Linked DNA regions of Homo sapiens: region 1 is linked to region 2. The links are chromatin loops, found by intact Hi-C in ENCODE. Cell type or tissue: ascending aorta. All regions are shown on one strand. Links, peaks and the distances in the headings refer to the core of each region. The heading gives the core; the rest is flanking DNA. Region 1 overlaps ARHGAP35 (Rho GTPase activating protein 35). Region 2 overlaps LOC124904731 (a long non-coding RNA gene).

What was found. A loop is a pair of places that touch in the nucleus more often than their neighbours do. Peaks named below come from ENCODE experiments on the same cell type or tissue, not always from the same donor. Only the 100,000 strongest peaks of a DNase experiment are listed, where the experiment ranks them.
Region 1: it touches region 2 in a loop (10-fold over the local background); 1 of 110 quality-filtered maps calls a loop at or near these places.

What each region holds. Positions count from the first base shown.
Region 1 is chr19:46,929,465-46,934,834 of GRCh38, forward strand. All of the region lies in intron 2 of ARHGAP35 (Rho GTPase activating protein 35), which reads left to right. Among named protein-coding and RNA genes, the nearest start is that of ARHGAP35, 71 kb to the left of the region's middle. In ascending aorta, for the core only: no CTCF peak of the experiment used is centred there; a DNase peak (open chromatin) is centred at 3,085; H3K27ac peaks cover 3,101 bases.
Region 2 is chr19:47,236,490-47,241,859 of GRCh38, forward strand. LOC124904731 (a long non-coding RNA gene) reads right to left here. Exons shown (of 2, transcript XR_007067278.1): 2 at 2,186-2,918. Among named protein-coding and RNA genes, the nearest start is that of BBC3, 8.0 kb to the left of the region's middle. RefSeq lists silencers at 3,142-3,471, 4,856-4,975 and an enhancer at 4,631-5,370. In ascending aorta, for the core only: no CTCF peak of the experiment used is centred there; DNase peaks (open chromatin) are centred at 3,262 and 4,752; H3K4me3 peaks cover 2,149 bases; H3K27ac peaks cover 2,264 bases.

The DNA of each region.
Region 1 (5,370 bases), core at 250-5,249, 310 kb before region 2:
CACACAACTTGGCAAGCCATGGGTGTGACCCTCTGGGGCTCTGTGTATTGATTTCACTCTCATCCTCATTCAGATGGCACTGTCCATGTTCCAGACTACATTCCGTATATGGTGTTACCTGTTACTCTTTTTTTTTTTTTTTTTTTTTTTTTTACATAAAACATTAACGCCGGGCACAGTGGCTCACACCTGTAATCCCAGCACTTTGGGAGGCCGAGGTGGGCAGATCACTTGAGGTCGGGAGTTCAAGACCAGCCTGACAAACATGGAGAAACCCCCTCTTTACTAAAAGTACAAAATTAGCCGGGCTTGGTGGCACATATATGTTAATCCCAGCTACTCAGGAGGCTGAGGCAGAAGAATCACTTGAACCCAGGAGGTGGAGTTTGCAGTGAACCAAGATCGCACCATTGCACTCCAGCCTGGGCAACAAGAGCGAAACTCCATCTCAAAAAAAAAAAAAAATTAAAAAAATTTTTTAAAAGTTGGGGTCTCACTATGTTTCTAGGCTGGTCTCAAAACTCTTGGCCTTAAGCAGTCCTCCCATCTGGGCTTCCCAAAGTGTTGGGATTACAGGCATGAGTCACTGCACCTGGCTGGTGTTAACTGTTTTTTAAAAAGGCCAGACATGGTGGCTCACACTTGTAATCCCAATGCTTTGGGAGGCCGAGTTTGGCAGATTGCTTGAGCCCAGGAGTTTGAAACTAGCTTGGGCAACATGGCAAAACTCCGTCTCTACAAAATATTATCTGGGCGCGGTGGCACACACCTGTAGTCCCAGCTAGTTGGGAGGCTGAGATGGGAGAATCACCTGAGCCCAGGGAGGTCGAGGCTGCAGTGAGCCATGATTACACCATTGCACTCCAGCCTGGGCAACACAGTGAGACGCTGTCTCAAAAAACCAACTAGAAAACCGAGTTCCGATGCCTGGTTCCCCACCACCCCACCTGCTTCCAGTCCAGTTAAATCAAAATCACTAGGGCTGGTGTCCAGGCACTTTGAAAAAAAAAAAAAAAGACAAAAAAAGGCAGTGAATCCAACAGGCTGGGTTCTGTTTTTTATTTCCTTTATTAGATGTGTTACCAAGCATTTAAAAGGTTTAAACGGCTATACTAGATGGTACAACTCTAGTGAACATATTTTCTGACTCTAAAATCTAGATAAGTAACTTTACATTTATAAGGTTGTTTATGGAGACCAAAAGAGAATATTTGAAGTTGACAGCGTAGGGTCAGTAAGTAGCCCTCCCTGCTGTTCCCACAGAAGATAGAATATTCTTACCTTTTTCCATTGTTGCATAGCTGGTACTTGCTCATGTGGTACCTAGATGAGCTTTGTTTATTGTGGATATGTCTTCTGTTACCAAATAGATTGGAAGTTCATTGAGGGCGGGAGACGACTTTGGTCCTAGTATTAGCTCTGCTGCCAGTTTGTTATGTGGCCTTGGGGTGATTCATAAATTCATTAAAAAAAAACAAACCAAGACTCTTGCCTTCTAGGAACTTAGCCTAGTAGAATATTTGTTGTATGTGTACGTAAATAACTGTACCTCATTCAGTACCTACAGAGGGAATTAGGACTTCATCTGGCGGTTTTTAAAAGGCTTATGATATAGTACTGCCAAAGTATGAACAAGGCCTTCTGAGCCTCACCTCCTCACACACTAGTGTGAGCAGCACAGTGTAAGGAGAAATGAGAATCTCTACCACAGAGATAGTCTGCGTCTCAGCTCAATTTGAGAAAATAGAAAGGAACATTGGCCCAGTACATTATTGGAAACTGTTTTTGTTCAGCAAATACATTGAGTGCCCACTGCACGTCAGGCCCTGGAACCCAACCATCTTCCCAGCTGATAGAAGGCCCTTCTTTTGGCTCTTACCTATCCCCTGGCTTCCATTCTACTCTTTTTCTTGCCCCAGTGGACTTGGACAGGGTCTGTGGACTGGGCTTACAGCCGAGTGGGGAGCAGAGGCAGTGACAGATGCAGCTTCCTACTCTGCCACAGTCGGGAGTTTCCTCTTTATGCCCTGTGTCTGAAAAGCCGAGAGACCAGAGGTAGTTGCCAGGCACCATTTCTCCCCAGTGCACCACGGGCATAAACTATTATTTATAAACTTTGCCATGATTAATATCAAGACCAAAAATCAGGTGTGTTTTTAAGCAAACTATGAGGTACAAAGCAATGGACTATGTTGTTCATTTTTTTAAAATCAGTCTAAAAGGCCAAGGTGAAGGTGTTTCAGGCTGGCCCAGTCCTTTGTGTATGGCAGTGGCATTTCTTCGTGGAGGAGATAGACCATGCAGGGGAAAGAGCATGGGGCTTTGGCATTCAAAGATCACCGTACACTAAGTGCTGGCTGTGAATCTCCATGAGTCTCTGTTTTCTCAACTGTAAAATGGGTCTAAATAACCCTTACCTTGCAGAGTGGTCGTGAAGTTTTGAATAATTGTGCAGAGCAGCTACCACCATGCCCAGCCACTCCTAGGGAATCTCTGTTCCATTTTTGACCCAGTTGGACTCTAAACTTAAGAGGTGGCCGGGCACGGTGGCTCACACCTGTAATCCCAGCACTTTGGGAGGCCAAGGCAGGTGGATCACTGGAAGTCAGGAGTTCAAGAACAGCCTGGCCAACATGGTGAAATCCCGTCTTTACTAAAAATACAAAAACTTGCTGGGCATGGTGGCTCATGCCTATAATCCCAGCTACTCAGGAGGCTGAGGCAGGAGAATGGCTTGAACTGAGGAGGCGGAGGTTGTAGTGAGCCAAGATTGCGCTACGGCACTCCAGCTTGGGTGACGGAGTAAGACTCCATTTCAGTAAAAATAAATAAATAAACTTAGAGGCACACATGTGGAGATTGTTCTCAGGGATTGAATTCCTCTGGCTAGATGCTTTTTTCAGTTCAGCCTGCTAATAGGTAAGTGCCTCCGGAAGAAGATGGATGTTGGGTGTTGTTACTTTCTCCTTTTCAAGGACCTGTTGCTGAAAGTGCACCCAATAACTCCCTGAAGAGTGACACACGTCTGACTGGGGGCATGAGATATCTGGCAGGCCACTCAGGAGAATGGCATTTCCATGAGAAATATGCCCAGTAACCCTTCAGATGCCTGAAGTGTTGTTTCTATCAGCAGTCTGGCCCAGCTCTTGGCATGCACCCCAAACCCTGATTTTCTTACTAGGAAGGTTTAGAATTCATTTTGCAAGAGTTCCAATTTTGTGACACCCTAGAGAGCCTTCAGTTATCTCAAGGAGGTATTCTGAAATTCTGTAAACCAGAGTTTGTCTTAAAAAATAGGGAGTGAGATTGAATCCACGTCACTCAGCAAGGAGGTGGGGTGATGCTACTGCAAAAGCTTACCCTCCACATCCACTGTTGTAAATGGAAGGATTGAACTAAATCTGGGGCTCTTTGAGGTGAAAGAGATAGGAGCAGTTGTCTCAGTTAGCCTTCCGTCTCTCTTATCGCTCCCAATGTGACCCTTTGGAGCCATGTAAAAGAAGCCTGCTCTATAGTCAATAGGTAGCTCTATAGCTATTTGAAAATAGCTATCAGAGTGCCCCATTATTCTCTTTGCCAATTTAAAGTTCCCTGGTATTTTATATGAGTGGATCTTTATTACCTTTAGAAACCTTTGGAAGTCCTCCAGATAATCAGTGATCAGTGTGCCTTCTTTTTTTTTTTTTTTTTTTTTTCCGAGACAGGGTCTCCTGCTATCACCCAGGCTGGAGTGCAGTGGCACAATTTTGACTCACTGCAGCCTTCACCTCCCCAGCTCAAGCAATCCTCCCACTGCAGCCTCTCGAGTTGCTGGGACTACAGGCATGCATCACCACACCCAGATAATTTTTTTGTAATATTTTTTGTAGAGATGGGGTTTCACCACGTTGGCCAGGCTGGTCTCAAACTCTGGCCTCAAGTGATCTGCCAACCTCAGCCTCCCAAAGTGCTGGAATTACAGGCATGAGCCACCAAGCCCAGCTAGTGTGCTTTTATTCACTTACTCAGTCATCCATTTATTTATTCTCTCCATCTCAAGAATTTTCACTAGATTATAAGCCGTGGTGGTTAAAAGCACAGGTTTCGCAGTCATACAGACCTGACTTTGTCAAGTTACTTTTTCTAGGAGTTGGCCTCTATCAAATGGAGTTTTTAATACCCACACCCACAAATATTTTGAATCTGGAGTGCTTGTAAAGAATTTATACTGGCTGGGTGCGGTGGCTCATGCCTGTAATCCCAGCACTTTGGGAGTCCGAGGCAGGAGGGTCCCTTGAGCCCAGGAAGCTGTGGTTGTAGGGAGCTATGACTGCGCCACTGCACCGCAGTCTGGATGACAGAGCGAGACCCTATCTAAAAAAGAACTTATGCTAGGTTCTGGTACACAGAAACTACTCAGTTGATGAAGGCTAAATTTCCTGGCTAAGTTAGATTGTTAGAACACACCAGCATCATCTTGTTCCTAGTATTAAGAGGGTGGGGGAATGTAAGATTGAAATTTGTTGTCTGTTTCCTAGAACCATGGTTAGAAGGAGGCTTTAAGGTGATTAGGAATAGCTTCTTTGCAGCTTCCATTTCTGTTCCTTCACAGCGGTTTATTTGGAAGCCTGTTTTATTGAACAGTGCTGTTAGTTTCAACAGGCATATTCTGTAGGATTTGAGATTGTTAAAAACTTCAATGATAGAAGATGGATGAATGTGATTTAAGTACAGATGCTCTTTGGTTATTCAGATTGTATAGCTAACCTTTTAAACTCCAAATGTAAAACTTTTCGACTTTTAACCTTTTAAACTTTAAATTAAAAAAAAATAGGAAACATTTTAAGTGGGGAGAGCATTGTTTGAATCATTGTTATCTGGTTGCAACAATGTGTGAAACAGAGGCACTCAGCCCCTCTTCCCCACCCCGCCCCTCCTCCCGGAGACACAGTCTTGCTCTGTCGCCCAGGCTGGAGTGCAATGGCACAATCTCGGCTCACTGCAACCTCTACCTCCTGGGTTCAAGTGATTCTCCCACCTCAGCCTCCTGAGTAGCTGGGATTACAGGCACTTGCCATCATGCCCGGCTAATTTTTGTATTTTTGTAGAGACAGGGTTTCACTATGTTGGCCAGGCTGGTCTCGAACTCCTGATCTCAGGTGATCCGCCCGCCTTGCCCTCCCAAAGTGCTAGGATTACAGGTGTGAGCCACCATACCCGGCCAGCCCTCTTATTTATTATTTTGAGACGGGGTCGCACTTTGTCACCCAGGCTGGAGTGCAGTGGCACGATCTCAGCTCACTACAGCCTCGACCTCCTGGGCTCAGGCGATCCTCCCACCTCAGCTTCCCAGGTATCTGGGACTATAGGTGTGCGCTACCACGCCCAGCT
Region 2 (5,370 bases), core at 201-5,200:
GTGGCTCACGTCTGTAATCCCAGTATCACGGAAGGCCGAGATGGGTGGATCACCTGAGCCCAGGAGTTCCAGACCAGCCTGGGCAACATGCGGAAACCTAACTGGGGAGGCTGGGGTGGGAGGAACGCTTGAGCCTGTGAGGTCGAGGCTGCAGTAGGCTGTGATCGCACCATTGCACTCCAGCTTGGGCGACAGAGCGAGACCCTTTCTCAAAAGCAAAACAAAACACCAGCCTGGCCAACATGGCAAAGCCTCGTCTCTACTAAAAATACAAAAATTAGCTGGGTGTGGTGGCACATGCCTGTAATCCCAGCTACTCTGGAGGCTGAGGCAGAAGAATCGATTGAACCCGGGAGGCGGAGGTTGTAGTGAGCCGAGATCGCGCTACTGCACTGCAGCCTGGGCAACAGAGCAAGACTCCGCCTCAAAAATAAAAAACCGACCCCCACCCCCAAAACAACAACAACACAAAACCCTTGTGGGCAAAGAAAAAGAAGTTTGTGGGTGGGTCAAGGGCTGCCTCTTTTTTTTTTTTTTTTTTTGACAGGGTCTTGCTCTGTTGCCCAGGCTGGAGTGCAGTGGCATGATCACAGCTGATGATCACAGCTCACTGCAGCTTCCACCTCCTAGGCTCAAGCAATTCTCCCACCTCAGTTTCCCGAGTAGCTGGGACTACAGGTGCACACCACCACACCTGGCTAATTTTTAAATTTTCTGTAGAGATGAGGTCTCACTGTGTTGCCTACCCAGGCATGTTTCCAACTCCTGGCCTGAACCCATTCGCCTGCCTTGGTTTCCTAAGCCCGCATGCAGCCCTCATGAAAGACTGTGGGCTGTGAGTCCAGATGGCCTGACTTAGAATCCCCTCTGCCACCTGTGGGTGATGTTGGGGAAGTGGTCACAGCTCTGTGCCTCAGTTTCCTCATCTGTGAGTTGAGACAGCACAGGTCCCTACCTCATAGGATGTGCAGTCAGAATGTGAATAACAATAAAACATTGGGCTAGGCACACAGTGGCTCATGCCTGTAATCCCAGCATTCTGAGAAACTGAGGCAGGAGGATTGCTTGAGCCCAGGAGTTCCAGACCAACCTAGGCAACATAGTGAGACCCCTGTCTCTACAAAAAATTTAAAAAATAATCAGGCGTGGTGGTGTGCACCTGTGGACCCAGTTACTTGGGAGGCTGAGGAAGGAGAATGGCTGGAGCCCAGGAGGACAAGACCACAGACAGCTGTGATCCCATCACTGCACTCCAGCCTGGGCGACAGAGCGAGACTCTGTCTCAAAAAAATAAATAAATAAAATAAAAAGACCCTGTTTTATAAATAAATAAACAAAAAAAAATTAAACAATAAAAGTACTGGGGCATGATGGATGTTTAATATATGTTACTTGTCATTACTATTACCAGTGTGGGAGTCCGTTGACTCTCTGAGAATCCAAGCAAGGAAACCTCTAGCTAAGGACCCCTCCGCCTCTTTTATGAGAACAGGGTCTCACTCTATCACCCACGCTTGAATGCAGCGGTGTGATCTTGGCTCACTGCAACCTCCGCTTCCCAGGCTCTGGTGATCCTCCTGCCTCAGCCTCCTGATTAGCTGGGACTACAGGCCTGTGCCACCACGCCCAGCTAATTTTTGTATTTTTAGTAAAAATGAGGTTTCACCATTTTGCCCAGGCTGGTCTTAAACTCCTGGGCTCAAATGATCCTCCCACCTCAGCCTCCCAAAGTACTGGGATTACAGGCATGAACCACTGGACCCGGCCTGGACCCCTATTTTTTTTTTTTTTTTTTGAGACGCAGTCTCACTCTGTCACCCAGGCTGGAGTGCAGAGTGGCATGATCTCAGCTTACTGCGACCTATGCCTCCCAATTCTCCTGCCTCAGCCTCCTTCCAGTTCAAGCGATTCTCCTGCCTCAGCCTCCTCCCAGTTCAAGCGATTCTCCTGCCTCAGCCTCCCGAGTAGCTGGGACTACAGGCATGTGCCACCATGCCTGGCTAATTTTTTTTTTTTTTACTTTTTTTTTTTTTTTGAGATGGAGTCTTGCTTGCCCTGTCACCCATGCTTGAGTGCAGTGGTGCGATCTTGGCTCACTGCAACCTATGCCTCCCAGGTTCAAGCGATTCTCCTCCCTCAGCCTCCTGAGTAGCTGGGACTACAGGTGTGCACCACCACGCCCGGCTAATTTTTGTATTTTTAATAGAGACAGGGTTTAGCCATGTTGGCCAGGCTGGTCTTGAACTCCTGACCCCAGGTGATCCACCGGCCTAGGCCTCCCAAAGTTCTGGGATTACAGGCCGTGAGCTACTGAGCCCGGCCCAGGACCCCTATTTTTATGGGGCCAAGATGCCTGCATTCTCTTCTGGGAAGGATCATCAGCCCTGTGTTCAAAAGCCATGATGCCTGAATCCAGTTTGGGGAGAGACAGCAAGTCCCTGTGTTCATGGGGTCAGGATGCCCAGGTCTACTTCTGGGAGGAGGACAGTTCGTGTCTATTTGCACAGATGCTCATGTTGAGGCTGGGGTCTCAAACTAGTGGTCCGCAGGCCGTCCACGAGTGCGTTTTCTTGACTCTGTGCAGTTTCGTATTTTGAGTGTTAATGCCTCTCCCACGGGCGCACAGCACAGAGGAACGATAACTCCGACATGGGTTCAAATGATGACCTTGAGCAAGCAGCTTCTCCGCTCTGTGCCTCAGTTTCCCTCACTGTCCAAAAGGGATCTGCACAGGCAGGACCAAAAATATTGTGAAGATAAAATGAGTTCGTATTTGTAACATACTTAGAATAGTGCCCGGAGGTAGTAAGCCGGATGTGAAGTGCTGGTGAGACAAAATAGAGCTGGTTGACTGCAGACCTAAAACCGTCTCGTCTCCAAGATCTTGTCTGCCATTCTGGGCAAGCAGATTTCGCAGCCTGGGGAGAGGGAGTTGGGAAGGACTTAACTTTTCACCGCAGGGCCTGAGTCCTGGCTTTCCGCGGTGGGGAAGGGGTCTCCCGGGTCCCCTCGGTGTGGCCGGCCCTGCAGGCCGGGAGGCTGGACCGGGGCCGGGTGGGGGCTGGGCGGGGGCGCGGGCGTCCGCAGGGTCCGAGCGGCCGGCGCGCGTGTGAAGGTTACCGCTTCCCGGCGGGGCGGGGGCCGCGCGCTGTTGCTGGGGTCTGCGGGGCCTGCCTGCGCCCGCGCCCCCCCTCCTTCCCGGCCAGCCAGTGAGCGGTACCCGCCGCCGTTGCCAGGGGAAACTCGCCGCCCCGTTACCCAGCAACAAGCCTGGCCCAACCAGGCGCGAGGACCCCCCAGGCCCCGCCCGCCGCTGCCCACCGCGTGCCCAATGCCAGGCGGGCAGAGCCGGCCCAGCTCCCGGAGACGGCGAGCGCGCTCATTGGCCACCGCCGCGTCCGCCCGGATCTGGGGGAGCCCTCGGCGCGGGGGGCGGGGAACCGGGCCCCGGGGAGCTGCCGGGCGCGCGGCCTGCAAACCTGCGACCGGCTGGGGTGATACCCGGGCTGTGCACCATCCACCTCCCTGCTCCCCTGTCCCGCACTCTCGGGTGAGGATGGGCAGTTGGGATGGGCTGGAAACGGGGTTGTGCATTCTGTTCCTACCCCCAGAATGGCACCCTGGAGTTGGCCTTGTGCCACCAAGGGTCCCCCTCCCACAAGGAGACCTGAGCATCCTGACTCCGTGAAGACAGGGACTGGTTGTTTCCCGCTCCCCCGCTCCCCGCCCCGCAGGTATCGTGGCTCTGGAACATAACGGTTGAAGTTCCCTCCCAGAAAACAACCCAGGCGTCCTGGCCTTATAAAAATAGGGTGTCACTGCACCCCCAAAGGACCCAGGCATGCCTGGCCCCGTGAAAACAAGGAGATGAGCCCCCTCCTCTTAGGAGATGCAGATGTCCCAGCCCCGGGACACAAGAACTCAGGGTCCCCCCAGAAGGGGACACAGTCATGTCTGATCCCAGGAAAACTAGGGCTGAACATCCCACTCCCACAAGAAACACGGACTCAGGCCTTTGGGCTCCCGACCCTGAGATGTTACAGAGCTCCTGGGCATCTTGGCCCTCACCACATTGATGCTGGGAGACACTCCTGTCCCTAACAGTCACCAGACCCTCAGGTGTCCAGTTTACCTAGGTGGGACCACCTGCCCAGCTCCAAGGTGCAGACCTGCCCACTTCCCACCCCTCTGAGCCCTTTTCCCCAGGGTCCAGGTGGTTGATCTCCCAGGACGTGGGCATCTGACTTCAGAGCCGCTTTCCTTACCTGTTGGCACCGACCCCCCACCTTGCGCCAGGGTCCCAGGCCTCATAGTGCCAAGGACCCCAGAAGTCCAAGCCCCGTGTCTCTGATTCCCCAGACACCTGGCCAAGCGACCCAGCCCCTCACAGTGATGTGGCTGGGGAGGAGGGAGTAGTGGAGAGGTTGGGGGGCCCTCCCCAGTCCCAGACCCCCAGGTCTGGAAGATCCAGCCCTGCAGCACCTTTACTTGGCCCCGTGGATCCAGACTGGGAGCCCCCAGCCTCGAGAGACCGTAACGTGCATGGCTGGGCCACTTCAGAGAGGCCCAATTCCTCAGTCCCCTCCCTCCCGGGAGACCCAAGGCAGAGCCGCCTGCAGCTCCAGACCCCAGCTCCAGACTTGGTGAGCCCAGGTGCGGCCCGCCCCTACCCTGGTACCTGGCGGGGCGGAGTTGAGGATTACTCAGCCTCCAGAATGAGGCGATGACATCATCCTGGGGGGGGTTGACTAATGGCCGCGCTGGGGGGGGCGGGGAAGTTTACCCGGTAACAGCGGCTGCCGCACGGCCCCGCCCCCGGGGAAGGGCTGGGAGGGGGAGGCACAGCCTGCGCTGGCGCACACACAAACACACACACACACACACACACACACACACACAGCGCATCCCTCCCCCACCGTCCCACATCTAACACAGCTTCCTGGGGCAAGGGCAGGGGTGCGGGGGTTGGGTGTTTGTGTGACTATGTGTGTGTGTGCTGGAGTCCTCTGTGGATTTGTGTCAGTGTGCTGTTGTGTCAGGGGGTTCACACATTACGGTGGGGTTGTGTCAGTGTGTGCTACTGTGTGTCACTTGATGGATTGTGTGTCAGTGTGATGGTGTGTGTCAGCATGCTACATTTGTCACAATGCTACATGTCATGGGCTGCTGTGACAATGTGATTGTGTGTCAGTGTACAATTGTGTGATGTTCTGGTGTGCTGTGTGTGATCATGATGGTGTGATGTGTGTGGTTCTGTGCAGCATGCTGGTCTGGCAGTGAGATGTGTGTGCCCATGTGATTGTGTCCTGACGCTGGGATCGTATATGTGTCAGAGTGATGTTGTGTTGGGGGAAGATCTGTGAAGGTGCT